2 separate regions of the Mus musculus genome follow, and region 2 is linked to region 1. Evidence: chromatin loops called from intact Hi-C (ENCODE). Cell type or tissue: gastrocnemius. All regions are shown on one strand. Links, peaks and the distances in the headings refer to the core of each region. The heading gives the core; the rest is flanking DNA.

Region 1 (15,130 bases), core at 4,317-12,316:
TCCCATGGGCACAAAAGCAGCTGTGTCCGGGGACTTCCAGAGCCTTTCCAGGACCCCATGCAAGGAAGATCCAACCACATCTCAGTGCATGGCTTCGTTTGCCCGGGAGGAGCATGATTCTTGGCTACCTCTTCCCTTTCCAAACATGCAATCCTTTAGATCAGCTCACCGCATGAGAATATGGGCAGATTCTAAAGGCGCCTAAAAATTCCCTTCTTTTGCTTTTGGGTTCTTGTTCCTCTGTGAGATCAGCGGTTCACTGACGTCTTTTGCAGTTCAGGCTCTGGTATGTCTGAGACCTCATTATCAGCCAACTCTGGAGGCTGATGGTGAAGCAATGAGCAAGGCTGGCAAATCAACAGTCCATCCAGCCTGTGGAGCCTTACGGTGCCAGGTCCTCGCTCTTGGTGGAGCATGGCTTGGGGTTTTGTTTCCTCAAGCTTTCCTGGCAAGCTCATATCTCGTTGGCAAATGGCTGTGGGTGTCTCAGTCTAGACCTAGCACTGCACTCTTGGGGTCATCCCCTTTTCTGGAGACTTCTGGAATTTTGGTTCAGTGCAGTAGTGTGTATTCTCCCTAAGACAAGGAGCTAGCCTCATGGGGATATGCCTGCAGTCATATGCACTGTCACTGATGGGGCCTTAAGTCTGGGGATGGGGTGTGGTTGTGTCACACAAACACAATGTCAACTGCCTTCTGCTTGTCTGCCTGAATTCAAGTCTCCCTCCCTCAGCGGCTACTCAAAACATCCCCCTTCTTTCTCCTTGTTTGTTAAGATTGCACTCAATACATGTAACATAAAAATGGCCATGTTAACCTTACATTTTTAAAGAAAAATAGTGAGTATCTGTGTGTGCATGCTCATGTGTGTGCAGGTGCCTATGGAGGCCGGAAGAGCGCATTGCATCTCCTGGAGTTGGAGTTACAGGCAATTGTGAGCTGCCCTGGATAGATGCTAAGACCTGAATTCTAGTCCTCTTCAAGAGCAGCAAGTTCTTTTAACTACGCAGCCCCCATCCTAATCATTTTAAAGCAGATCGTTCAGTGCTAGGGCATGCAAGCTTCACCATCTTCTCTAGAACATGGCATATCTGGGACCAAAACTCTGTACTCATTAAACAGTAACTCTGCATCCCCAGATCTTTGCTACTGTCAGTTTACCCCTGTCTCTATTAACTTGACTACTTCAACGACTTCCTAGAAGTGGAATAATACCACAGTATTTTGTGATTGGATAATATCACTTTATACAGTGTCCTGAGGTTCATCCATGTAACATATGTGTGGGTTTTTTTTTTCTGGCCTGTGTAATATTTCACTGTATGGACAGACTTTAGTTTATCCATTCCTCTGGGTTCACCTCTGGCTATTGTGAACAATGCTGTTGTGAACATGTGGCATACTTGTACACACGCACACACGCACGCACGCACGCACGCACGTCTTGCTTTCTATCCTTTTAGGCATGTACCCAGAAGAGACATTGCTATATCGGATAGTAATTTTATTATCTGTATTATGAGGAATTGGTCTTCATACTGTTTTGCTCCTGTGGCTTTACCATTGTGCAGCTCGCCCACAGTTCATCCTCCCAGGTGTGAGGCAGTACATCCTTGTGACTGTGATTAGCAGCTCCCTAGTGAGAAGTAATGAACACCTTGCAACACGTGTGTTGCCCATTTTATTGGTCTTCCTTGAAGAAAACCTAGTTAACTCATTTGCCTGTTTTTCAAAGTGAGCTCTTGTTTGGAGTTATTTTAGTGTTCTGCATTTAAACACTCAACAGATTTATCATTTGTCAATTCCCTTCTACTACATATCCCCACCCTCGTCTTCCCTCTTCCTCCTCCTCTTCTTCCTCATCCTTTTCTTCCTCTTCCTCCTCCTTTTTTTTTTCTTTTTTCAACCCAAGGTTTCTCTGTGTGTCCCTGGATGTCGTGGGACTCACTCTGTAGACCAGGTTGACCTTGCTCTGCCTGCCTCTGCCTCCAGAGTGCTGGGTCTAACTGCTTCCTGGCTTGATGATAACTTTCAGTGCATTATAATTTTACCACTAATCTTTTAAGCCGATGGATTGATTGATTGTGTGTGTGAGAATATTATGGCATGCATATGGAGGTCAGAGGGCAACTTGGAGGCGTTGGTTCTCTCTTTCCACCGCGTGGGTCACGCGGCTTGAACTCAGAGATTGTCAGGTTTGGTCACACATGCTTTAGTTGGCTGCTCTTCGTGTCCACCCGAGCTTTCAAATTTGTATGCATTCCGACCGATTTGTATTTCCTTCTGTGTTTTAGGTGTTTGCTAAATCTATGTCACGGAACTATATCCTGTGTTTTCTTCTAAGAGTTCTGTGGATGACAGGTCTTCTGCTTAAGCTATTGATTCGGGGGAGGGACTGCCGCAGGTTCTTATTATATGACCATGAACCCAAGATTTGCCCTATATTTTGATCCTGAGACCTTCTTTCTCTCCTCTGAACCCACGCTTTATCCTACTTTGCCCTCCTAAATGCTGCAGCCCACTCTACCCCCACCAAATAACCCAACTCCTCTACTTTCTTTCCCGAATGCTCAGTGCTTTTCCAACGTGCTATGCAACACGCCCGCTGCTTAAGCTTGTCGCTGTCCTTCAGTACCTTTACTGGAAGCTCAGCACCACCATGACTGGGGTCATCCTTGGTTTCATGCTCCTAAGGGCAGCCATGGTGTGGAGTAGGCTCTTGATCCACATTTATTATGTATGCTGGCAGGCATGTATCTATGCCCCCTTCTCCTGGATCCGGTAGGCTTGTCAGGTGTGCTTGCTACCCTTTGGATGCTATGATGGAAAGCCTGACAGACACAAGTTCTGGTGGAAGGCATGATACTGGCTCACAGTTTCAGAGTTAAGCCCATGTTTGCTTGGCCCCAGGGGCTTGGACAGGATCACGGTGATTGGGGATGTGATGAGGCAATGAGCTATTCACTTCACAGTGGATCAGCAGCCAGGGATCTTATACCCTCGAGGACCTCCCACCCCCGACCCCCAAGACCCACTACTTCTAACAAAGGCTGGCTTCTAATTCTAATACTCTCTCAAAATAGCGCCACCTACTGAGCATCACTAAGCATTTCAACAAATAAATCTGTGGGGTTTCCAGATAGACACTATACATAATACCAGGCAGGGCAGGCAGTCTATGCTCAAGAAGTCCCTCCTGTAAGTGGCTGCTCCACAGGGTTGCTCAGGCATTCTGCCTCCATCTTTGAGTTTGGGAGGGATGTGTGAGCTGGCTGACGCTGGAACAGATCTGTCTCACTGCTGGCTTTATGACTTCACGCCGGTTGAGCATTATGATGTAGTGATGGATAACCTGTCTCCTCTGCCCTCATAAGAGAGATGGAGGAAGGCCCCCTTCCTGACTCTGCCCTTCCCAGAGGCACAGCGGCAGCTTCAGGCCAGACTCTACCATCTCTGATGCTGTGTCACCGATAGCACTGCCTGCTCTGGCCACGAATAATACTCCTTGACCGGCAGTCCTTCATGCACTGCTCCTCTGTATTTCTTACCGTGAAAGGAAGTAGATCCACGTCAATGCCCTCAATTGGAGCACGCTTGACCCAGTTTCATCATTTGCCTTTTAGTGTTGTCTGTGAGGTTACTTTCCATTGCCACATTGGAAACTGCTCAAGTTGACTAAGCTGAAAGCAGTCTTGTGCTGCCTGTGGGCCAGTGGCTTCCAGTGTTCACAAGAGTGGTGGATTTAAACGAATGTGTTTGAATTTTGGCTGCTTCAACCAAATTCTCCCTTCTAGGTAATGTCTTCCTTTTGAAGCCCATGAAAACAATCCACATATTAAGGAGACCTTCAAAAAGTAGCATGTGGTCTGTTCTAGGCACTATTTTAACCCTGCACTCCTGAAGGCTAATATTATGAACTTTTGATATTACAAAAATTCCCAACAAAAACAACTTAAGGGAGATAGAGATGCATGGTGGTTTATGATTTCAGAGGGTTCAGCCCATGGTCTCTGGGCCTGTGCCCCTGGTCAGAAGCATGTGGCAGACGATAGCTAGTCAAATTACCTTGGACAGCGACCAGAAAGCAGGACAGAAAATGGGACGCTATACCCTCAAGGCCCCACCCAATAGACCAACTTTCTCCAGCTAGCTTCCATGTCCTCAAGTTTCTCGAGGTCCCCCAAAATAGTTCCAACAGCTGGTGACCAAGCTTATGAGTTCACAGGGGACACTGACTCTTGGTATGGTCACTGTGGGTCAGCATTGTGGGTTCTACCAATGCTGTGGATGTGGGAGATGAAGTGTGGAAAAGTGGCTTGCCCGGGTAACTTTAAGTAACATATGTGAGGATGCTCAGGTAATGATTGAAAAGCAGTCACAGATTCTAGCTCAAGAATCTAAGCCAACTCTCTGAGCCTCCAACCTAGAGCATTTGTTCTTTCATTCATTGATATTCTGTCCCCACTGTGTGTGTGTGTGTGTGTGTAAGCACATGCCTTGGCACAAGTGTGTGTGGGGTCAGTGGACAACTTTCATGAGTTGGTAACCCCCGATTTTATAATGGATGCATAAACAAACTCAGGGATGGAGGTGATTCCCAAGTACGGCATCTTTCCTTAAAGGGTATTTTTTTTTTGTTGTTGTTGTTCTTGTTTATTTTGAGACAGGGTCTTATTTAGCTGAGCCTGGCCCTGAACTTGTTAAGTAGCCAAGGATAGACTTGAACTCGTGATCTTTCTATTTCTACTCCAAGTGCTGGGATTGAAGATGTGTTTCTCCCATACTCTTTCTTTCAAGAGTTCATCAAACAGTAGCCTTTTTAGTGGTCTGTTTTTTTCTCCATTAAGGTTGGCTTAATTCAATGGTTCTCAACCGGTGGGTGGGTCGCAACCCCTGCAGAGGTCACATACCAGATATTCTGGATATTAGATATTTACAATTTATAATAGTAGCAAGATTGCAATTATGAAGTAGCAACAAAACAATTCTTTTAGTTTGGAGTCATCATAACACGAGGAACTGTATTAAAGGGTCACAGCGTTAGGAAGTTTGACAATCACTGGTTTAATTTGTTTTAAGATTGATTTTTAGTTTATTGATTTTATGTATGAATATGTTGCCTGCATGAGTTCTGAGAGTAGGTTCGGTGCCTGGGGATGTCAGAAGAGGACATTAGATTTCCTGGTACTGGGGTTAAGATGGTTGTGAGCCTCATGTGGGTACCTTCAGAGGCCACAGGAGGGTCTTAGATCTCTTGGAGTTGGCGTTACGGATGCTTATGAGCTGCTGTGTAGGTGCTGGGAACTCAACACAGGCCCTAACCATTAACCCACCTCTCCAGCCCCGTCTAATTGAATTTTAAATGGAGCCTTATGGTGGTGTTTGGTTATGGTCTAAAGTGCCGCTCATACTTCTTCACCCAACTCATGGTCTTTATGAGATCTCCACAGGAGGTCTGGGACTTCATGCCAGGTCTCTAGCATGGCCCACACCTCAGTGCCTTCAGTGCCTTTTTTTTTTTTTTTTTTTTAAATGACGTCTACCTGCTGGCTTTTACAGCTCAAAAAAAAAAAAAAAAAAAAAAGCCTTCCTGTGTTTCAGCCAGGTCTTCTAGAGAGTTCTAGAGCCTCTCTTTATGAAGTTGTCCATTGTTCATTATTCTTTTCCATGAAACACAGCCTCTTCATCACCCTGGAACCTGAACCCTATGCCGACCTGCTCATGACAGTATAGCAACTGTACCTTGTGCTTCTCTGCACTTACGCACATTGAGAGAAAGCTATCAGAAGAAGAAGCCAGAGAACTAACGGGGTTCATCTCAGGTGCCTGCTTTTCTTCAAAGTCCAGTACTGCCTGCCGTTCAGGGTGTGTAAACAGTCGCCTCATATGTTTGTCTGGCCGTACGGTTGTTTTTGGCAGGGGGGTAAGGCTCATATCAGTTTTCCTGGCAGGGCTGGAGGCTCGAGTTCTCCAATAGTTTGAAAGTGAGATAGTATTTGAAACCTAAATGCAGATAGTTATTTGCCCGTTTCTATGTTTTAAAGTTTAGCAAAATTTGATTAATTAACAGATGGATAAAATGCGACTTTAACTCTTCCCCTACCACTTGGATGACATTTAATAAACTGACTCTTCATTAACACGGGCAATACAATTTATTGCTTATACAAAGCTACTAAAGAACCAGTCTGGGATTTGGCAAGAGAGCTGGCCTTAGCTTTGGCTGTGCTACTAACCATTGGTGCCAACACAGACCTCGGCCTCAGTTTCCCCATCTGTAACATGAACTGAGTGGGCTCTATGTCTTCAGGTCCTTGTAATAAGGGTTACAGCAAAGGCCAGCTTGACAGTTGCTCTCCCAACAGTTAACTTTCTTCTGAGGGTGACACACAGACATTCTAGATATGCTAAGTATCTGGTTCACCGGAACAGGCAGAGAACTGAAATCTTAGGAGAGAAAAGCTGAACTTTGTGAATTGTTAAATTTTGTATGAAAGCTTTAGATCCTTGTAATTCCCATGGAGCAGTCTTATCCTCTCCATTTCCCAGCTTGAAAAACCGAGGGTCAGAGAGACTGTGGGAAGGCTCAGAAGGAACACAGTAGCCCAGGCCTCCCCAGCTTGGTGTCCTTTATGCTAACACTGCCAGGAGAAAGCTGCCCTAATGCCAGATGACTACAGGGGCACTGGAAGAGACCTACACGTTGCCTTTAGCATAAAACCTAACTTGAGTTTTTTTCAAGAACATTCAATTATGGGCCTTTCACAGGTCAGGGATCTGAGGTTGCATGAAATTCCCCAGAGCAACCTTCACAGCTAATAAGTGAGGCTAGGATCCTTCCGTTAGTGAGTATTTATTTCACAAGCTGAGGGCTCTCTCTGGACGTTTGTGCACATGCGTGTTCTTATTGTTCTTGATCACATCCACTGCTCTTTGCTTCTGTTGCCTTCCTCCCTCTTTCCTCGTCTGGGAGTCCATGTTTTACTTTCATGTTGCCCTGACATCATCCTGTACAGAAAGGAGGAACACTCGCGTGCGCGCGCACACACACACACACACACACACACACACACACACACACACACACGTTGCATCTCTTAGTAAGACTGGCTTATTTCACTTAACACGATGACCTCCAGTTCCATCCATCTCTGAGCAAGCAATTACATTCATTATACATGAATAACACTCCATCGTGTGTGTGTGTGTGTGTGTGTGTGTGTGTGTGTATGTGTGTGTGTAGTTAGCACTTCCTTTATCTGTTGGTCCTCCAGTGATGGGCATTGACATTCATGGGTCTGCAGGGACCTTCCTAGTAATCTGCCTTTGGCTCTTTGGCTTGTGTACCCTGGAGTGTCCTAGCTTGACCCTATGTGAATTCTATCTTTAATATTTTGAAGAGCCTCTGGACTGATTTGCACACTGGTTGTACTCGGTCATATTCCTGCCATTTACAAAGGAACCTCTGGCTGTCTACCCATGGTCCACATCTACTCCTTTAGTTGAATCTTAGCAGCAGAAATAAATGACCTATACAGAAGTGTGGTCTTGTTGTTGGAAACACAAATTGGAAGCCCTGATTTTTGTCTACTGAAGGTGAACATGTGACCTCAGATTTCTCTTCCTGCAGAGAAACTCAACAGAAACGTCTGCACATGTGCCAGAATGTTTATGATTAACCTAAAAGAGGCTAGAAAGATGGCTCCGTGGTTAAAAACACTGGCTGCTCTTCCAGAGGACCTGAGTTTGATTCTCACAGCCATCTGTAACTCTAGTTCCATAGGTTTCTGATGCCCTCTTCTGGCCTCCACGGGTACTGCATGGACAGGTTGAACCCATGCTGGCAAAAGATACATGTAAGATAGAAGTAAATAAATCTTTTAAAAATAAGTATTAAAAAATACCAAAAGATCCTCATGAAAAGACTGGATATATAAGCTACAGGGTATTCATATAAAGGATTATTAAATGTCAAGAAAAATGAAGGAACTAGTTTATTGAGTGACTCTTTTTTATTCATTGAGAATTTTACACACACATATATATAATGTGTTTGGCTCAACACCCTAACTCCTTCACCTCTTTAGAAAGAAATCTAGGCTCTGTGGCATTCACTGTGAAACTCCATACATATAAAAATCCCCCAACTAAGAAAAGCTTGAAGTGTGTTGTTAGACATTGGGACAGTAACTACAGGGTGAAGGCACAACTGTCAGGGGCACAAAAGAGATACTGTTCTACTTCCTAGTTTCAATAATAGTCACTTGAATGTACTTACTTTGGGAAAACAAATTTAGGATGCACTCTGCCCATATGGTAAAAACAAAACAAAACAAAACAACAACAACAACCCCAAATGAACAGACAGATCAGTGGTTGAGAGCACTTGCTGATCTGGCAAAGGACCTGAGTCCTAGCCCCTACATGGCAGCTCATGACCATCTGTAACTCCACTTCCAGGTGACACAATACCCCCTTCTAGCCTCTGAGGGCCCTATGCATGCATAAGTTACACACACATACATGTGGACTGTCTTAGTTAGGGTATCTATTACTATGATGAAAAATCGTGATCGAAGGCAACTTGGGGAGGAAAGGGGTTCACTTACACTTCCATATTACAGTTCCTCATCAAAGGAAGTCAGGACAGGAAATCAAACAGAGCAGGAACCTGCAGGCAGGAGCTGATGCAGTGGCCATCGAGGGGTGCTGCTTACTGACTTGCTCCTCATGGCTTGCTCAGTCTGCTTTCTTATAGAACCCAGGACCACCAGCCCAGGGCTGACACTACCCACAGTGGGCTGGGCCTCCCTCATCAATCACTAATTAAGAAAATGCACTATAGCTTTGTCCACAGGTCAATCTAGTCAGGGCATTTTTTTTTTCAATGCTCTTTTTCCCAAAATGAGTTGGTCTTGTTTCAGGTTGATATAAAACTAACCAGCACATGGGCAGAACACTTATATTAATAAAACAAAAAATAAGTATATCCTAAGAAAAGGAATGATAAGTGGTCCATTGTTAAGACAATGGTGCCTTGAGTCAGCTTAAGGCCGGTTACAGAGGAAAAGAAGATGCTGTCCCTGCTGTCATCCACTGGTCAAGCTCTCCCAACAAAACTAAGGTTAGAAGAGAAATGTATCAACATTTGCACAGCAACCTGCAGACGTGACGCGGTTACTCATTTACTGACCCTTAAAAACAAACAGGACATAAAATGCAGAGAGAACCTATGTACAGCCTGTGCTGAGATAAATGTAAGAGGCAGGTGATGCGTGTGGCTGTGGCTTCGTTATTCAGCCAAAGAGGAAGTGGCGGCGGGAGCTGTGTCTGGGCTATAAAAGCTGCTCTTGGCTCTGCTGCTGTGTGCCTGACCAGTGTCCCTGAGTTTGCAAAGGCTCACTCACTTTAGATACTTCAGCGTTCTGTGCTCGTTGCTCTCTCTGTGCGGGGTCTTCCTTTCCCACAGACCATCTATATGGACTTAGTTATTTACTTGTTTTCAGCGCAGAGGATGGAACCTAGGGTCTCACTCTTTAGGCACTTGCTCTAATACTGAGCTACACACCAAAATTAAGTTCAATGAAGAGAGAAGAACTATAACTAATTAAAACATTGAGTGTTTTCTTAAAATGTGTTTGGTGTCCCTATCTCTGTATGTCTTACAGCAATTACCTAATCTGCTTTGTCGTGAAAAAAATGTAAAATATGCATGAGGCCTGGACACATGGTGGTGTTCATATCGAATGACATTCAGGATCTTAGTGGACAGAAAATTAATCTCCAGAAGATGTCCAGTTTTGTGCCGGTATCACATTCTCTTGACATGGGCAGACATGGTAGAAAAACACAGAGCATTCAACACAAGGGGCCCTGTCCTGTATTTAAACTCATGACTCAACTCTGGGCTTCTTGGTCTGAGGAATGAAAAATTTGGGGGTCAACCTAAGACTGGATTTTATATTTTTTTTGGGAGGCAGGGTAAGGGAGAGGGAGAAAGTACGCTAGGAGGAGGGGTACCGGGGTGGGCTCCCCATGCTCTGTAGTGGGCGCGAGGTGCATCTTACCATCTGAGCACATCTACCTCTTAGTATGGCTATTGGAGTGGAGTGCATAAGAGCATCTCTGCACACACAAGCCTTGCTCTGATGCTCCAGGGAGGGACCTGGGATCGGTCACATCTAATCCATATACCCAGTCTGGGGAGCTAAAGCAATTGATTCAGGTGCCATACAAGGCATTTCTACATGAGCTTTGTTTGGGATTCTGCTGGTCTGAGTGTTGGGTAGTAGACCGCTATCCCAGGTGGTCTACAGGGTGTCAGCTTCTGACATTTCCTCCTAAATCCAAAGCTTAACACATGCATGGGCTGGTACATTCTCTTCACAGGCAGCCCTTCTAGCTGGCGTGTCCTTTGTTCACGATGGAATGTGTCCCTATTGGTCTGCTCCCCTGTTCTCTGACTCACCTGCATGTGCTCTGAATGTTACCTCACAAGAATGAGGAAATTAAATGGACAATGTATATATAAGGGCTGTGTAGGAAAATACTAATAGCTCCAGAGCTTAGATGGGGACACTGAGAAACAGTGACAGTGAGGATGGGGACAGTGAAGACAGTGACAGTGAGGATGGGTACAGTGAGGACAGTGACAGTAAGGATGGGGACAGTGAGGACAGTGAGGATAGGGACAGTGAGGACAGTGACAGTGAGGGTGGGTGTCTTAGTCAGGGTTTCTATTCCTGCACAAACATCATGACCAAGAAGCAAGTTGGGGAGGAAAGGGTTTATTCGGCTTACACTTCCATGCTGCTGTTCATCACCAAAGGAAGTTAGGACTGGAACTCAAGCAGGTCAGGGAGCAGGAGCTGATGCAGAGGCCATGGAGGGATGTTCTTTACTGGCTTGCCTCACCTGGCTTGCTCAGCCTGCTCTCTTATAGAACCAAGACTACCAGCCCAGAGATGGTCCCACCCACAAGGGGCCTTTCCCCCTTGATCACTAATTGAGAAAATGCCTTACAGCTGGATCTCATGGAGGCATTTCCTCAACTGAAGCTCCTTTCTCTGTGATAACTCCAGCTGTGTCAAGTTGACACAAAACTAGCCAGTACAGTGGGGACAGTGAGGACAGTGAGGATGGGGACAGTGAGGACAGTGACAGTAAGGATGGGGACAGTGAGGACAGTGACAGTAAGAATGGGGACAGTGAGGACAGTGACAGCGAGGATGGGGACATTGAGGACAGTGACAGTGAGAATGGGGACATTGAGGACAGTGACAGTAAGGATGGGGACAGTGAGGATGGGGACATTGAGGACAGTGATAGTGAGGTGAGGACACTGAGGACAGGGACAGTGAGGATGAGGACACTGAGGACAGGGACACTGAGGACAGGGACAGCAAAGATAAGGACAGTGAGGACAGTGACAGGATGGGGACACTGAGGACAGTGACAGTGAGGATGGGGACACTGAGGACAATTAGTTTGCCTTGTCTAACTTTGGTGACTTAGTCTTTGTTCTCTCTTACTATGTTTTATTTCATATGCTTTGTGTTTATATATTAGTGCCCTGTTATTTTCTAATGAGAGAGAGTGAGTGTGTCAGGTTGCATAGGAATTGGGGCTGAACTTGGAGATTTAGAGTCAGTGGAAACTTCATCAGGATATATTATAGTAGTGAAGGGGAGAAAATGAAGACACCAGATTTCAGTTCACCAAATCCTTTTACAAGTGGTATGAAAAGACAAACACTATGACCAAAGCATCTTGTAGAAGTGTTTATTTGGGGCTCACATTTGCATAGGGTTGGAGTCCATGACCATCATGGTGAGTGGTATGACAAGAGCGGAGCACACATGGCACTAGAACAGTAGCTGAGAACCATAGGCACGAGGTGGGGTTGGTTCATGGACTTTTGAAACTTCAAAGCCCATCCCCGGCGATGCACATCGCCAACAAGGCCACACCTCCTCATCCTGCCCAACCAGTCCCTCAGCTGGGGACCAAGTAGTGGGGATCATTCACCTTCAAATGACTACAATAAGGTTCAACGTCCTCTTCCCGCCCTCTCCCTCCTCTACCCTGCCTCACTAAGACAAGGTCTCATTATGTAGCTCAGTATTGATTGGCCTTGAACTTGAGACGGTCCTGACTTAGCTTCCTGAGTGCTGGAATTATAGTGATGATGCACCACACAAGCTATGTGGGTGTTATTTAGAGGTTCTCTAATTAAAAAACAAGATGAGAGTAAAAACAAAACTAACCTGCAAGATGGCTTAGTAGATAAAGTCCTGGATGCGAGGTTTATTTACTGCACCTGTACACACACTGAGCATAGGAGTGTGAGTCAATCGTAGTCCAGTGCTGGTGTGCATGTGTGTGTCATGTGTTAGTGTACATGTATGTGACATGAAGACAAATAGTTCCCTAGAGCCCACTGGTTGAACATACTAGCCAATCAGCAAGCTCCATTGTTTCTAAAACAAGGTGGAGACTGGTAGAGGAAGACACTTTGACCTCTGATCTCCACAGGCAGATGCACACACTCACACACATACACACATTCATACACACTCAACACACTCACACACACACTTACACACACACACTTACACACACACACACGTACACACATACATATACATACTCATATACACACACTCACACATATATTCACATACATATACATACCCACACACACATACACATATACACTTACACACACATCCACACACACTGCTCAGATAGGCACATGGATACACACATGTGATGCATACAACACATAGACATACAGATAGATAGATAGATAGATAGATAGATAGATAGACAGACAGACTGACAGACAGACTGATGGACAAATAGATGGACAGACAGATGGACAGATCACTTTTCTTTCAAACAGACAGACAAGCAAACATCTATTTAATTTTCACCAGTTTCCTTTAAAATCAAGTTACAGTTATGACTTGTAGGAAGGGCAGGAGTTTGCATGTCAGAACCAGAGGTTACTCCAATATTCCAGGGTTGACGTGGTAAGTAAGTGTCACTGATAGAGCTGTTGGAAGGTCTGACTCAGTCTGTGGCAACAGCTGGAAAAAGAAGACAACAGAGGAATAGGGTGGCTCTTTTGGGCCAGAGGATAGTGACCATTTGTTTGCCCGACATGTATCAGGTGAGATCCTATTGTCTCTATAGGGATGCTTTCTACCGTGTCTACCGCTCTTGCCACATTCCCTGTGGATAAAGCCTATTTCCTCCCTCCAACTGAGTGGTGGTACTCAGAAGAACATTACTGTGAGGTTGGGAGGGCTGGGGGTGAAAGGGGTGCGGACAGGAGCACAAGCCACACCTGTGTCAAAATTGGCCTTTCTTCGATCTTGCCAGCAGTATGCATACAGTAGGTGCTCACTGTGTGCCACCACTGAAAAACATATCCTCATCTGGTTTGGAGATGTGAAATTCTCTCTGCCCCACCCCTCCTCATTATCTCTCAATTTTGCTTGCATCTCAGGTTCCCTCTGGGTCCTTGGTGGACTACGACTTTGGAGGGAATCAATTCTAACCCTGGATTTGCCAGTGCCTGACAGATGTGGAGAGCACATGAATCATGGCATGCCTTGGTTTCCCCCTCATTCAACGTGGGTATCATACTTCCTGTTACTCTTGCAGATAGGTGTGGGGAAGGCTGCATGCAAACCCATTGCTGTAATTAGCATCATTATATGACTTTTATTAGCGCCCTCCATGGTCACACATTTCTAAAGACATGCTCCAGGAAGAGGAAATACAATGAGAGCAGTATCTACCTGCAACCTTGGGTTAGACAGAAAAAAAAAAATCCTATTCTCTCTGCTCTTTTCAAAGAGGGCTTGATATGATCGGGTCATTGCATGTAAAATGCTTTAAGAATCTGGTCAGCACTTCATCATTTTAAAATTCAAACATTTCTGAGCCCTTTCTTCCCTCACCCCGTTCATATTTATCTTCTTGGTCTTGCCTTCATCGGGCACCACATTTGTATTGATAAATTGTAGGTAGCTGGAGATGTATTGATGGGATGGAGACAGCTCAAAATGGAGACTGCTGTGGTTTTGCATATCATTACACCTAGCTAGCTTTTTGCCTCCCGAAAGCTGTCGATTTGTGCGTTATTGCTATTCAGGCTGATAAATGACAGTAATTGTTCTTAAGTTGAAGATCTGGTTTAATATGCTGTCTGGCCTGGGAATTTCCTGAGCGCCAGGGTTAAACTAGTTCGCCACTAGAGCTAGCAAAATGGCCTATTTTTTTCATCACAGACTATAGAGTTAATTGAATTACTTGTTCTTCATGCAATTTGTAGCCTTGCTTCTAAAGAGACCGTGAACTGCAGTGGGAGGGAGAAGCCTTCTATGGGGGCTCAGGGGTAATCGTGGGCTCTGCTTCAAGGACATGCCCCCACCATGTCCTGAGCACGGGGTAGCTTTCACTGTATAAGCTCAGTTTGCTCTTTGTTTTCTGGACTTTCACATGATGAGTTGGTGTAGGGCCACTGGGGCTACATCCGAACCCATTCGCTATTGGTAATTTCTTGACGCCCCTTTCTCTGGCTGGAGAGGGAAGCCAAGGCCAGGCAGCAATCACAGCCATTTGCAACTATTCCTTGTTGTGTCCAAGTCTACCCCAGCTACACACTTCTACTGCTGTAGAGAGTCTTGTCTTTTCTGGGGTGTGCATGTTTGTGTATAAATGTCATATGTGCACATGGAAGCCAGAGTCAATGCTGATTGCCTTTACCGTTCCTCTCTAATTTTTGAGACCAGATCTCACGGATCCCAGAGCTTGTCCAATGAACTTCCTGTTCCCGCCTCCCTCCCTCCCTCCCTCCCTCCCTCCCTCCCTCCCTCCCTCCCTCCCTCCCTAGTGTTGGCATCACGGGTTTCTGCCATGGCTCTGAGCTTTACGAAACCATTATTTTTATGTGGGTACTGGGTGTTGAACTCAGGTTGTCCTGCCTGTATGACAAGGGCTTTACCAAGTGATCCATCTCCTTAGCCCGGGCTCTCCCAGGCTCTTTGTTGCCCTTTCTCAAACTGTCCTTTAACACGGAATGGTTGCTTGTATAGCTGGTGTCCTCATGGTAACTCCA
Region 2 (15,130 bases), core at 4,408-12,407, 200 kb before region 1:
AATGTGCACCATTGATGGGTGTGTTTGAACACGTGGTCCCTAACTGGTAGTGCAGTTTGGGGAGGTTATGGAACCTTTAGGGGGTTCATCCTCGCTGGAGGAAGTGCATCAGCAGCAGGGGTGGGCTTTTAAAAGCCTTATCTGCTTCCTGACTGGACTCTGTTCCACATTCCTGGCTGAAGATGCGGTCGTTGTGTTTCTTCCTCCAGCCACCTCCTGACATGCCATTTTGGACTCTTCCCCTGGAACCATAAGCCCCGATAAACTCTTCCTTTTATAAGTTGCTTTGGGGCATGGTATTTTATCACCGACAAAAAGTAGCGGAGGCATGCCCTGACTCTCCTGAGCCTTCCCTTCCAGAGGGAGTGTTTCAGTTCAGAGGCCATTGACATACAGAGCACATAGGCTTGTACATACGCAAACAGGAAAGAAGAGGAGAAGGAAGGAAGGAAGAGATGGAAGGATGCATTTGGTAGAAGCACAGGTGATACACAGCTATTTCATGGCCTCCTTGTGTTGGCCACTGATGTCACTGCTTGCTGCTTATGTGACAGCAGTGGGCCAGTAATCCCAGCACCCACAGGGGCAATGCTTACAGCACTCACTGGTCCCTCTGTCATGCTTATCTCCCAGCCTTTTCCCTGGGCAAGCCATCTTCTCTGCTTAATTGTCCTCAAGTCCCCTGCAGCAGAGCCCTGGCCATCTCCTGTCAGCAGCAGAGGGAGCCATACTCTACCGAAAGAGACTGAGTTCTTCATTACGCTACAAAGCCGAGAAGACCCGTAACTGTTGCTTTGTGCCACACAGTATGTCCTCACAGACAAAGCTTTAATCTCCCTCATCCGTCTTTGTAGCTGGATTCTGGGTCCAGAGGCATGGATTCACTCTGAGAAAGCCTCAGCCAGCTTGGTGGGTGATTTGGGGCTTCAGCGCTATCCTTGCTGCATGCTGTGTTGTGGATTCTCACCTCCCATCCTCAGGGTTCACGCCTTCATGGTTGCTTGCCAGCAGTGCCTTAGCTATGGTGTTTCCGCTGATCAGTTATGTCATGGCTGGCAGCATGAAAGTCTCCAACAAAGGCAGAATGCAAGAGGCGGGCCAGCTGGGCAGTCTCCGACCCCAGCAGCTGTAGATGGACGCTAGATTGCTTGGTTGGGACTTCTTGTAGCTAGGAAGCTTCCTGGCAGGGCAGTGTGTTAAGCTCTTCCCTGACCTCTTTACTTCTGGTGTTTTTGCTGTATAAGCTTTCAAACAGAGCAATGGACTCCCGTCCCACATCAAACTCAGTGTGTGAGCAGTTGATTAGTGATGACAGAGCCTGAGATCCCAATTGACAAACGTTTCTTCAACAACACGGCCATCGTTTGGGGACATGGCAAGTTTGCTTGTAGGCCACTACAGTAAAGCCAACCACATGCTCTCCACCCAACATGTATAAAAGTGGTGCTTACAGGACTAGAGAGATGGTTTACTGGTTAGCAGCACTCCCTGCTCTTGTAGCAGACCGAACGGAGGTTTGGTTCTCAGGATCTCAGGAGTCTCACAACCTTCTAAAACTCCAGTTCTGGGGCATCCAATACCACCCTCTGTCCTCTGGGGGGCGCCCACATGCACATGTACACACTCAAGTACATATATGCAAAATAATGTAAAGACATGCAAAACAGTGTAAAAATAATATTTTACATTTATGGGTAGTGCTCTGGTTAGGTTTTGTTTGTTTGTTTTACAAGGTTGCTACAAGCCATTGTCCCCTGGAAAGCAGGTCTCTCGATTGAGAAAATGCTTTCATCAGATTGTCCTGTAGGCATGTCTATGGGACACTTTCTTGATTGATGATTGATGAGACAGCCCAGCTGACTGTGTGTGGCATCGCCTCTCGGCAGGTGGTCCTGAGCTGTATAAGGAAGCAGGCTGAGCAAGCCGCTGGGAGCAAACCAATCAGTAGCGTCCCTTTGTCATCTGCCCTTCAGTTCCTGTCTCTAGGTTCCTGCCTTGAGTTCCTGCCCTGACTTCTCTCAGTGATTAACTGTACAGTAGAAGCTAAATAAGCCCGTTCCTTTGGAATTACTTTTGGCCACGGTGTTTAGCACAGCCACAGAAAATTAGTGTTTACTCTATTATGTGGTTTAGACCACATTATATGACCAGGCTGGGCAACCCAGAAAGACATAGATATGTAAACATATAAATAGACAGGTGTGGCAATGCCTGCCTGTAATCCTAGCACTTACATGTCCAGGGCAAGAGGATCAGGAGTTTGAGGTCTGGACTGCATATCAAGATCCTGTCTCAATTTAAAATCTAAAATAATGAATGCATGTGGAGAAGGAATTTAGAATCCTAGCTAGCCCCTATACAAGACATAGAAGCCAGATATTTTTATTTATAAGCCATACGCCTCACTTGGGCCAGTTTGGAGCTCTACTTATTCTCCAGCTGTAACATGCTTGTCACATGTTGTTTCTCCTGGCCACGTGCTCATGGTCTATCTCCTCTCATGGTGGCCGCCCTCTGTGGCTGCCGTCTGTCTTCTTTCTTCTTCTCCTCCCTCTACCTGCAACTTCCCCCTATCCCCGCCGCCCCACTTGATCCTCAAGTCTCACCTCTCTCCCTCCACTGCCCAATCACAGGCTCTAGCCTTTTATTGACCAGTTAAATTGGGGAGCAAGGTTCACATAGCATCACTTGATGTCGGTGAGGATCTGCTTGCTGGGGGCAACCAGGTACTTGTTGAGAAGCCAGTATTTAGTATTGAAATACAAGCAGCATCAGACCAACCCACTACATGCATGGATGGATGGGCGAATGGATGGATGGGCAGATGGATGGATGGATGGATGGATGGATGGATGGATAAATGAGCTATTCTATATCCACTCAGTGTACGATGGCATACTCAGTCCTCGGGAGCACAAGTGACAAGCACTCAGAATCAGCTCTAAGCATCAAGGCTCGGTCAGCTCCTCTGCCACAGCCCTGACCTTGTTCCATTTGACCCCCCCCCCCCATGATATTTAAATCTCATAACTCTGATCTGTCCAGAAAGAAATCTTAAATTTAAGGTGATTTTTAGAAATGCATTTAACCGGTCTAATGCCCACACTTGTTACACCAGAATGATGAGGGAAATGGAGGCAGGAATATCCTGAATTTCAAGGCTAGCCTAGATTACAATGTAAGCCAAGGCCAGCTTGAGCCACATAGTGAGACCCTGCCCTCAAAAGCCCAAGGGGCAGACAGGTAGCCTGATGAGAGAGCACTTGCCTGACAGGTGCAGGGCTTGGGTTTGGTTCCCCAATGTTGGAAAAAAAAAAAAAAAGCAAAAATTGAACAAATACAAGCTATTGATCTCAATTTCACTTTGTAAATCAGAGAAAATTACTATTCAGTGTGAGGAGATTTCTTACATCTATGTGTTCATTCATAATTAAGGCAACTGTGTCACACAGGAATGTACGCATATGAATATATGTATATACATGCACAGCTCTCGTATCAAGATAAACGCGGTGGAAAAGGACCAAATGCTTTTACCTATTATTTTTTTGTGAATTAAAGTCATCCCTCTTATCTTGCAGTTAGCACCCCAAATCAAAAGTTATTAACATCAATGAGTCAATCAGCAAGCACATTTAGAGCGGTGGAAGGGGAGATGTGCTTGTTATGTTTCTTGAAAAGATGGACGCTCAACAAGCAGATAGTTCCAGAAATGCCCCCAATCCCCATTCCCTAGTGAAATCTCCCAGGCTCCACTCACGGACCCATCTACCCCTGGAGGAGACTGACTGAGGAGAAACAAAATGGAAGATGTGGGCAGGCGGGCTATCGATAGGGGTCTCCTTCCTCAGAAACCTCCCAGATGAGCAAGGGGCTGGCTGGCTTACTCTTCTTCTTTCCCCTCCTCTCTACAGCCCCCAGCCCACTCAGCCACCCACAGCAGCAGCGTCCCCAGTTTACCTTTTGAGGAAGATTGGGTGAGACCTTTGGGTCGCCTCAGCTGCTAAGGAGCCCCTGGCTACGTGATGTAACAAGGGAAATCGATTCTCTCACGGTTCTGCTTGCTTTCTTCCGAGACCTCTCCCCCTTAGCTTGTAGGTGGCACCTCCTCTGTATCTACCCAAATTCCTGGTGCGCACCAAAGGCCAAGCATACTGGTGTTGCAACAGCCACCGTCTCAATATACCAGTTAAATAATGACGATTGTAGACCGTCAGTAAAGTTATGCATTCAGAAACCAGACTATTGTAAACACAAGGGCTGGAGTTTAACAAGGCTATGTGACCTGCGTGACATCACTTACATGTCCTCTTTCTTTGGACTTATGCTCTTTAACCACCCCCTCATTTTCCATTTCCGTGTATGTGTGTGTGTGTGTGTATGTGTGTGTGTGTGGTATACATGTGCATGCATGCTTGCATACGAGTGTTTGCTTGTGCATGTGAAAGCTGAATGAGACATTCCACATCATCCTCCATCACCCTTCCGTCTTAGTCACTGAGGCAGGTCTCTCAATCAAACCCAGAGCTCACCGATGTGGCTACCCACTACGGAGGGTAGAGCTCGCTTTGAGGAATTTCCTGTCTACCTTCTGAGGCTGCAATTATAGGTGGGGTACTACACCCACCCAGCATCTAGTAGGTTCTGGGGATCCCAACTCCAGACCTCACAGTTGGGCTGCAAGGGCTTCAAGCCCAAGTCATCTCCCGGTCCCTCAACACACATTCTTTTCCTAGGAGGACAATCACCTATGGCTGGTTAAAACAAAAGGTATCGAATGTTTTGGAGAATTAGAAGCCCCTCCTTAGTTGATTTTGGCTTGAATTAATTGTTTTCTAAAATTAAAAGCTCTGCGTCTGCCTCTATATCCTTTCATTTTCATATATCATTTAGACCTTTGTTTGTATTCTTGTGGTTAGCTTACAATTTTTAGTTTTTCTTCATAAGAATACCATCGATTTTTTTCCCCCAAGAGAGTGTGCTTGGATGAAAACATACAAACAAAAAAAGTCATTATCAGAAATAAAAGGCTTGTGTTATATACATATATATATAACACAAGCCTGTGTTTTATATGTGTTACATATATTATATTATATATTATATTATTATAATAATATTATATATATATAATATTATATTATTATATTATATATAACACAAGTTTGTGTTTTATATATATACATATATAAAACATAGTATATATACATATATAACACAAGCTTTTTATTTTTGATATTTTTATATATAGTGTAATCTATCATGAGATTATGTGATTATGAAATATTTGGATAAAAAGTGGGCATTTCAGTGGTCTGCGCTTTAGCTTTCTGCACTGCGACAAAATAGTTGAGAGAAGTAGCTTATAGGAGGAGAAGCTAATTTTGGTCCACGGCCTCACTCTGTGGTTATCATTTGTCTGCCACTTCAGGGTGCCCATGCTGAAGCCAAGCATCTTGGTGACAGGTGTGTGCTGGGTACCTCATTGTGACCAGGGGGAGGGGGAAAGCAAGAGGAAGAGTCTGGGGATGAGATACAGCTCCTGGGTCCAAGCCTCCAAGAACCCTCCAACCTCCAGAGTTTCCATCGTCCCCTATTAGTCCATGAAATTACGGTGCTGTCAGTGGACAGATTCACTGACGAAGTCAGAGCCCTCAGGATCCAAGCCTGTCCCCAGATCCCTGCATCTTCTGGTGGCTGCTCCAGAGACTGTGCCAGTCAGACTCTGCTGTGACAGAACACCGGACGCAAACAACGTGAGTGACAAAAGAGCCCGGATTTTCAGTCGTTCACCGCAGGGAGTGCATGGAGGACTGGTTTTACTCACGCAGGCAGGCAGGATGTAGAACACAGAGGAACTAGTGAGGGACCGAGACAAGACAGTGTACCCAAGGGCATGACCCAGGGACTTGCTTCCTCTAGCAGCCCTGGCTGCTCCTGTCCCACTATCTCCTGCAGAGAAAGTCTTTGGTGCAGTGTATGTGAAGCATCACCGGTCAATAAAAAGCTGGTGGCCTATTCGCTGAGGCAGGAGATAGGAGGTGAGAGTTCTGGCAGGGAGAGGGGATTCTGGGATAGAGCCAGGTGAGGCGAGGATTTGCCCCAAATGCTGATGGAGACAGTCACACGAAACTGAAGGAGAGGTGACTATCCTCATGGCAGGACTTAGAATAGACTATACGAGAGAGGTGAGTTACAAGCTAGTGGGAAAGAGGCAAGGCATATGGCCTAAGCATTTACTCACAAATCAGACTCAGAGTCGCTACTTAGTGAACTTGGCCATGGGTGGGAAAGCCTGTGGTTAAGGTCTCCTAACGGTCTTCTCATAAGTAGACTAAGTTACCTATCAATTCAGAGCCTTTATGACCTGATCATTGTTTTGGTTTTTAATTATTTATTTTACATGTGTGTACCTGAGTGTATGCATGTGCCAGGTACATGCAATAAATGTCCTCAGAGGGCAGAAGATGGTGCTGAATCCCTCGGAACTGGAGTTCCAGGTATCCGAGAGCTACCGTGTGAGTGCTGGGAATCAAACTCCAGCCCTCCACAGGAGCAGCCAGCCTCCTGACCACCGTGCCAACTCTCCAGCCCTTCTAGTGGACTTCTTAACCCAGGCAAACATGCTGTCGAGACCAACCGTGGCAGAGAGGTCAGAGAGACAGGCATCCCGTGTCTTGCCCTACTTCTGTGGGAATCGTGAGATGTCCTAAACCTCTTGCTTGTGAATGAAGTACTTTTCATCAAAACACTAGAGTAAAACAACTGCTAAAAGCTACACTTTTAAAAGATTTACTGGGGTGTGTGTGTATGTGTGTGTGTGTGTGTATGTGTGTGTATATGTGTGTGTATGTGTGTGTATATATATGTATGTGTATGTATGTGTGTGTATGTGTGTGCTTGCATACAGTTCCCTTCTGAGGCCAGACAAGGGCATCATTGTCCCTGAAATTAGAGTTACAGGCAGCAGCTGTGAGCAGCCATGTAGGTGCTGGGACCTGAACCCTGGTCCTCAGAAACAGCAGCAGATGTGTTTAACCACTAAGTTATCTTTCTGGCCCTCAAGCTAAATTTTTTAATCTTTTTTCTAAAGTGTGTTAGGCAGTAGGAAAGTTTGACCTTGCACCTGCCAAGATTATTTAAATGTCGAGACACGTAGGAATTCAAGAATCAATGCTCTGTTGGGATGTTTTTCTATGACTAAGGTAAGGGCCAGACACAATAATGACAAGAAATAAGTTACATCATTTGGGGTAATCCAAACCCCTAGAAGATCTTGACCTACTGTGTGCATCTGATCACTAATTAGAAAAACACGTTCCTACCTAGACACCGCTGAAATAAGTGAGCTGAGAGATGTTAGTTATGTAAATTAAAACCAAAGGCATCAAACTTTGCATTTCTGATTACATATTCAAACCATACAATTACAGCATATAAAATCAATTTTTACTATAGTCATAAGTAGCAATTAGACATTGCATTTTAAAATTCAAATGATGTTTGTATTAGATGGAATTCCTCCTCTTCCCCCAGCCTGGGGAAAACATCTGACTGGGAAATGATCCCCTGTGGTTCCTTTCTTCATCCGTCCCTAAAATAGCAGCTTGTGACCCCTTTCAGTGGGAGAGAGATGACACTGACACCCTTAAAGACCGTGGAGACAGGGTCAGGGCTTCATAGTCCTCAAAGATTTGACAACCAAAGAAAGTGGAGAGAAAAAAAACAAGGGCGAATGATGGTAGATGTTTTGAAGGTGGTGGTGGTGAAGGCTTGCAACCCATTGTTAATTAATTAAGGTCGAAATCTACCATTGTCCAGATAGCCCACTGAGCTCAGTGCAAAATGGAGGATTTCCTTTACCAGCAGGGCTTCTCCTTCTCTGACCTCGTCTGAGGGGCCCCAAACCCCTGTACCCTGTAGCTTCAGAATGTCACCTGGCCTTGGAGAGATTACAGGTTCAGCTTCCTATCTCTAAAAGTACTTCCCCAGCAAGGACCCGGGATTCCTGGAATGTCTCTCCGCACAAATGAGGCATTCACAGAACTTTAAAACTCCAGCCAACGATTTTCATTTACCCTGAAACTCTTTCCCACCTCTGCAAAGTCCATATAGAGCCGTGGTTCACCCCGAATAAAGTGTGTGTGTACAAGCCCACCCCAAAAAGAGTTGTGCACACAAACTAAGATCCTTCAAGAGAGCTGTTTCATTGAAGATCATCAGAGAAGCCTTTGCCTACAAGAGCTGTAACACTAAGATCTTTGGACAAGGCCTTCCCCTACCCGTCGCCATTACTCCCAGCCAGACCGGGACCCTGCAGAACCACATCCATTCCAGACTCTGCTTCATCCGTCCAGCCCGGTGTGCAGTGGCATCTGGACACGCTGAGAGGCAGGGAACGGAAGGTGCGGAACCACAGCTAGCACCCCCAAAATGCACACCACAATCCACAAAAACCCAACACCCGATCATGGTTTCTAAGCACAATTCTTTCCTAAAAGGAGCCAAGGCTACATCGGAATGATGGATTCCAGTGTGGAGAAAAACAGAAACTACATATATGTGTACAAATCAAACTTGAACATACTCAGGATTAATGGAAACATGGTGAAAGGACTAGCTTAACTTGCTTCTCTTTTTCTTCTTTTTCTTTCTTTCTTTTGCGACAGGGTTTCTCTGTGTAGACTTGGCTGTCCTGGAACCGGGTTAGCCTCACACTCAGATCTCCTTGCCTCTGCCTCCTGAGTGCTGGGATTAAAGGCATGAGCCACCATATCCGTCACGCTTAACTTTCTATGGGGCAAATCTGAGCAACAAGAATGATATCAGTCATGAAACATAGCCCCCCATAGCTCATGATACATAGCCCCCACAGCTCCTCACAAACAATGCTAATACAGTAAAAAGAGAGAGAGAGAGAGAGAGAGAGAGAGAGAGAGAGAGAGAGAGAGAGAGAAGGATGGAAAGGAAAGAAAAGGAAAGGAAAGAAAAGAAAAGAGAAAAGAAAAAAGAAAAGAAGAGAAAAAAGAAAAGAAAAGAAAAGAAAAGAAAAGAAAAGAAAAGAAAAGAAAAGAAAAGAAAAGAAAAGAAAAGAAGAGGTATTTTTTTAGTTTTGAAAAGCTGTGTTTCTGTGGGCATGTTTCTGAGTGCAGTACCTATAGTGGCCAGAAGAGGGCGACAGATCCCAGGAGCTGGAGCTACAGGCTGTTGTGAGCCACCCCACAAGGGTGCTGGGAAACTGAATTTAGGTCCCTTGCAAGTGCAGCCACCACTCTTAGCCACTGAGCTATCTCTCTCCAGCTCAAGAAATAGCTTTTATTTTTCGTGTAGTTGACTTAAGCAAACTTTTCTGGCAGACACTGTATCAGTTACCTTTCTCCTCGGGATTCTCGGGATGACAGGATTCCTGACTGAAGCAATGGAAGGAGAAGGCGAGTCTTGGCTCATGGTTTCATGATGCGGAAAGCATGGTGGCCGGGGTAGCTTGACCTATGGAGACATGAGCTTGTAGCAGCTTGCCACATTGCCCTGGAAAACAGGACACAAAGAGCATTTGGTCTGGAAGTGAGGAGAGGGAACCCAACTCCCTCAAGTAGGCCGTATCTCCTAAGGGTTCCAAATTCCCCCAAACAGCATCACCAGCCAGGGGACCAACTATTTCAACACATGATCCTCCGGGAGAGATTTCATATTTGAGTGTGACAAATGCTAAGTCGTTTTCTGTGTTAGTCGGCTTCCCAGCACTGATAGAATACTAGAGGGGGGAAAAGCTGCTTTTGACTTGTGGTTTCCATTCATGGTCACTTGGCTGTCTTGTTTTTGGATCTGTGGTGAGATAGACCATCACGGTGGGGAGTCGCAATGGCGCCTAGCTGCTCAGCTCATGACAGCCAGGAAGGGGAGAAAGATCAAAGTTGGGGAGGGGAGACCGCAGGAACGAGATCTATTTCCGAAGGTTAGAACCACAATGACCCACATTCCCTCGAAGTCCTTCAACACCCGTGTTCCTAACACCTTCCAACAGTCCGTTAAGCTCTGAGGCTGGAGTCTGGAAAGCTAGCTCGGGCAGTTAGGAGCGCAGGGGACTGGAGTTCAGTTTCCAGCACTCACACTGGAAGGCTCACAACCGCCTGTAGCTTCAGCTCCAGGGGACACGGTATCCTCTTCTCTTCTTGCCTCCGTGGGCTCTGGGGACTGGAGAGATGGCTCAGTGGCTAAGAACACTGACTGCTCTTCCAGAGGTCCTGAGTTCAAACCCCAGCAAGCACATGGTGGTGTAATGGCATCCAATGCCCTATTCTGGTGTTTCTGAAGACAGCTACAGTGTACTCATATAAAATTAAATATTAAAAAAAAACCACACACAGACACAGAATTCAACAACAACAATGATGACAACAACAACTTTTCAGCTGTGAATCCATCCATAGGCTAATCCTTTGGGATGACCAGAGCTCTCATGATCCAATCGCTTCCCCCAAAGTCGAACTTCTGAACATTGCTGGTTGAGAAACAAATGTTCAGCCTCTGGAAACATTGAAGACCCTGACTATACCAGCCATTGACTAGGGTGTTGTAGGACAGGACGTCCATATCTGTATCACCTCAAAAGACTTATTCGTTACACGGAGGGGCAGGGGGTCCACAGAGACGCTCAGCGGTTGAGAGCACTGGCTGCTCTTGTGGAAAACTCAGGTTTGACTCTCAGTACCCACATGGCAGCTCACAACCATTTGTAACTCCAGTTCCGGGGTGGGGAACTGATCTAATGTCTTCTTCTGATCTCTGAAGTACACCAGGCAGGCATGTGGTACACATGCATACATGCAGGCAAAACATTCACATAAAATATTAATCTACGGGCTGGTGAGATGGCTCAGTGGGTAAGAGCACCCGACTGCTCTTCCGAAGGTCCAGAGTTCAAATCCCAGCAACCACATGGTGGCTCACAACCATCTGTAACGAGATCTGATTCCCTCTTCTGGAGTGTCTGAAGACAGCTACAATGTACTTACATATAATAAATAAATAAATCTTTAAAAAAAAATATTAATCTAAAAAAAGAAAGAAAGAAAGAAAGAAAGGGAAGGGAAGGGAAGGGAAGGGAAGGGAAGGGAAGGGAAGGGAAGGGAAGGGAAGGGAAGGGAAGGGAAGAGAAGAGAAGAGAAGAGAAGAGAAGAGAAGAGAAGAGAAGAGAAGAGAAGAGAAGAGAAGAGAAGAGAAGAGAAGAGAAGAGAAGAGAAAAGAACTTTCTCTGTGGAGAGATCTGCCAGAGACCATTTTAACCAAAAGTTCCAATTTTATGGCCAATGAAGGAGTAGCTGACACCATGGGTCTCCTGACAAAGGGCTCATTTCCTGTAAGTACCAAAGGGCCTGTCAGAATCCAAAGACATAGAACTTAATCTAACTGTGGGGACTCAACGGAACAATCCAAATCAAGGGGCTGTCTGTAAAACAGCATGCTCAGATTCTAAAAATGTCAGCTTCAAGAATGCTTAAGGCAGGAGGGCAGGCATGGTGGCACACACCTTTGATCCCAGCACTCAGGAGGCAGAGGCAGGCAGATTTCTGAGTTCGAGGCCAGCCTGGTCTACAGAGTGAGTTCCAGGACAGCCAGGGCTACATCGAGAGTACCTGTCTCAAAACAAAAGACAAGGCTGGAAGGATGGTTCAGTGGTTAGGAGTGTACACTGTTCTTGCCAAAGACCTGAGTTCAGTTCCCATAGCCAACTGCTTGTAATCCCCAGTTCCCTGGAGTCTGGCACCCTCTTCTGGTCTCTGTGGCACTGCACTAATGAACATGGCCACTCCTCCCACAAGACCTACACACACACACACACACACACACACACCACCACCACCACCACCACCACCACCATACACACTAATTAAAAATAAATCTTTAAAAAAATGAAGAGTGTACTGGCTGGTGTCAATGTAAGCTAGAGTCATCAGAGAAGAAGGGGCCTAAGTTGAGGAAATGCCTCCGTGAGATTTCAGCTATAAGACATTTCTCAATTTATGATCAATGGGGGAAGTGCCTAGCCTGTTGTGGGCGAGGCCATCCCTGATCTGGTGGTCCTGGGTTCTAGCAGAAAGCAGGCTGAGAAAGCCAGGGGAGGCAAGCCAGTGAGCAGCAGTCTCCATGGCCTCTGTGTCAGCTTCACCCAGACTTCCTTTAGTGATGAACAGTGATCTGGACCTGTAAGCTGAATAAACCATTTTCTCCCCAACTTGCCTTTTGGTCATGGTGTTTCGCCGCAGCGACAAAAACTCTAAGACAAAGAATGCAATGTGGGGGTTTACCACATCCTTATTTCAGTATTTCTGAAGGGTTAAATCTAGTTCAAATGACAGACATGAACCCGGGATTCTATAGGCCACATGGAAAGTGACAAGCTAGGCAAAGCAGAACCCCACGTACCCTCCTTGAGGTTAACACCCATGATGGGGTGCGACTTTGTCGTGATGCAGCTGAAGGTCACCTACGCTTCTGTAAGTGACCCCTTGCCTGTGCTAGCTAAGAAGCTCAGGAAACCCATTGATTGCAACAACAACAACAACAACAACAACAACAACAACAACAACAACATGACTAAGTAAGTAGTTAGCTAAATAAATTTCAAATGAAAGGTTGAAAGGAACAAGCTGGTTAATTCCTTATTACTTTACTTATCTAAACACGTTAGCTAAGTCTTTACAAAATAATGGATTTATTTTTAATAATGAATTATTAAATGAATGTGAAATCACTGTAACACGCCTTGCTTTCCTTCAATTAACAGCTAATTGACTTTCATGCATATTTAACTTTTGAATAAAAATATGTTCATATGGCTAAAAATGAAAAGTTCTATAAAATAAAAAAAAAATTCCCTGGGGCTGGAGAGATGTTTCAGCAGTTACAAGCACATTTTACTCTTGCAGATCAAGTCCCAGAACTAACGCCTGTGACTCTAGCTCCAGGGAACACAGAGCCCTTTTCTGACTTCTCTAGGTACCAGGCATACACGTGGTACAAGTATATACATGCAGCTGAGACTCTCATATACACAAAATTAAATAATAAATCTAAAGATCATTTTTAAGGGTCCGAGAGACGGTTTACCAGTTAAGAGCACTGGCCGCTCTTACAGAAGATGCCGGTTCACTTCCTGTACCCACATGGCAGCTCACATTTGTAACTCTAGTCCCAGGGCGTCCAGCACCCTGTTTTGGCGCCTTTGAGCACCAGCACACACATAGTGCATAGACATATATGCAGGCAAAACACCTATGTACATAAGAAAATTAAAGTCTTTTAAGTGAATGAAGAGGCTGGTGTTATATAGTTCAGTGGTAGTTGACTGGTTGCCTAGCAACCCAACATATACAAGGTCCTAGGTTCAATCCCCAGCACTTACCACACACAGATACACAAAGCCCCCTGCCTAGAGAGAACCGTTTGATTAGAGTCACTTGCCCACTGACCGAGGAGTCTGCTTTCCACAGGAAGCCGATGCCAACATACTTGTCTTGCTGATAGAACACTAAATTAAGAAACTAAGCCTAATGTCACTTGCCTGAGAACTTTGTAAGATTTTACAAAGTTCTACGAATCCAAATTAGCACGTCTCTGTCCAAGGGGTATGAAGAACTAATCTGAGTCTAATGACCTGATAATTCAATACCCGGAGCAGGGACCCGAGCCACTGCCTGCGCAGGTGAGTTGTAGCGGGGCCATTAATAGACTCCATCAGCCAGGCCCTGATTCCGAAGGCTTAGCAAGAACAGTTCCCAAGATGACCCTTAGCGATGAGAAGGATCAGCTGTCATCGTCATGGTAGGGCCTGCAGAGCAACTTCTGCTCCGAGCCCTGACTGAAATCCGCATTCAACACTCAGATTTCAGGGATTCTCAAAGGGAGCTGCTTGGGAAGTGAGTGACAAGGACAGTGGGAGGGGAGGAGGCCCAGAGCCTGATTAACAGCCACCTCCCTTCTCTGCACGCCTGACTCCCTGAGGGAGGCGACCCACGAGTCTGTTTGGAGTCTGAGGGGGTGGTGGGCTGCTTCAAACAGGGCATCAATACAGCTTCAGGATAATTAGCTGCCTAATTGAGTGTGTCACTTCAACTGACGCCGTTTATGTGGAGTCTTGTCATGTCTACAGAGCCAGGTCCACGTATGGATCAGTTTACATATTTTCTCTTGTGTGTTTGTGGTTCGTGTGCTCTCTGGGGTGTTTGTCTGTTGTGTCTGGGATTGTGTGTGTGTGTGTGTGTGTGTGTGTGTGTGTGTGCGTGCGTGTGCGCGCACGCTGTGTAGTGGGTTTGTCTGTGGTGTCTAGTGTGCAGTATGCATGTGATGTGTGTGCATGTATGCACGTGTGCTTGCATACCCATGCACGAGTGTGTGGCAGCAGAGGAGGACATCAGCTGCCTTCCTCTGGCTCTCCCTGGACGTCTCTTGAGGCAAGCTCTCCACTTGAGCCTGAGCAGCTGAGTTCTCAGAATCTGTGCTTTTCCATCCTGCTGTACTGTGCTTACAGAACGCACAGCATGCCTCTTTTTCTTTTTTTAAGATTTATTTATTTTATGTATGAGTGCCCTATCTGCATGTACACCTGTGCACCAAAAGAGGGCACAAGACCCCATTACAGATGGCTGTGAGCCACCATGTGATGGCCGGGGATTGAACTCAGGACCTCTGGAAAGAGCAGACAGTGCTCTTAACTGTTTAGCCATCTCTCCAGCCCAATAGAGTTTTTTGTTTTTGTTTGTTTGTTTGTTTTGTTTTTGTTTTACAAGGGTGCTGGGGATTTGAACTCAGAACCTCGTGCCTGTGCACATTAGGCAAGCACTCTGTCTTTAAGCTGCATCTTCAGTCTGCCCCCCTTTCCATAAGGCCCTAATCCCCTCCCCAGAGGTCATGTGTTAATGATGTTCTAGTTTCCTTCTGATGGTTCCCTACCTCTTAATGTCTTCACTTTGGGGGTGCAGGGGTGGGAATCTAGCATTTCAACACAGGACACAGATATCCAGGCCACAGGGGGAAAATGTATTGATATATTTTTAATATGATCTTTATCAACATATTTTGCTCTTATCTCCAGCGGGGGGGGGGGGGGAGCTACTGCTTTTTGTAGAGT

What was found. Hi-C counts contacts between places; a loop is a spot of excess contacts. Peaks named below come from ENCODE experiments on the same cell type or tissue, not always from the same donor. Only the 100,000 strongest peaks of a DNase experiment are listed, where the experiment ranks them.
Region 2: a loop joins it to region 1, with 2.4 times the contacts of the local background. A loop is called at or near these places in 8 of 42 quality-filtered maps.

Annotation. Positions count from the first base shown.
Region 1 is chr7:35,852,006-35,867,135 of GRCm38, forward strand. No RefSeq gene overlaps it. Among named protein-coding and RNA genes, the nearest start is that of Zfp507, 57 kb to the left of the region's middle. In gastrocnemius, for the core only: a CTCF peak has its summit at 7,801 (motif pointing left); a DNase peak (open chromatin) is centred at 7,805; H3K27ac peaks cover 1,069 bases.
Region 2 is chr7:35,650,186-35,665,315 of GRCm38, forward strand. Gm42379 (a long non-coding RNA gene) reads right to left here and starts at 10,155. Exons shown (of 3, transcript XR_881965.2): 1 at 10,111-10,155; 2 at 9,373-9,528; 3 at 8,230-8,806. In gastrocnemius, for the core only: a CTCF peak has its summit at 9,173 (motif pointing right); a DNase peak (open chromatin) is centred at 9,181.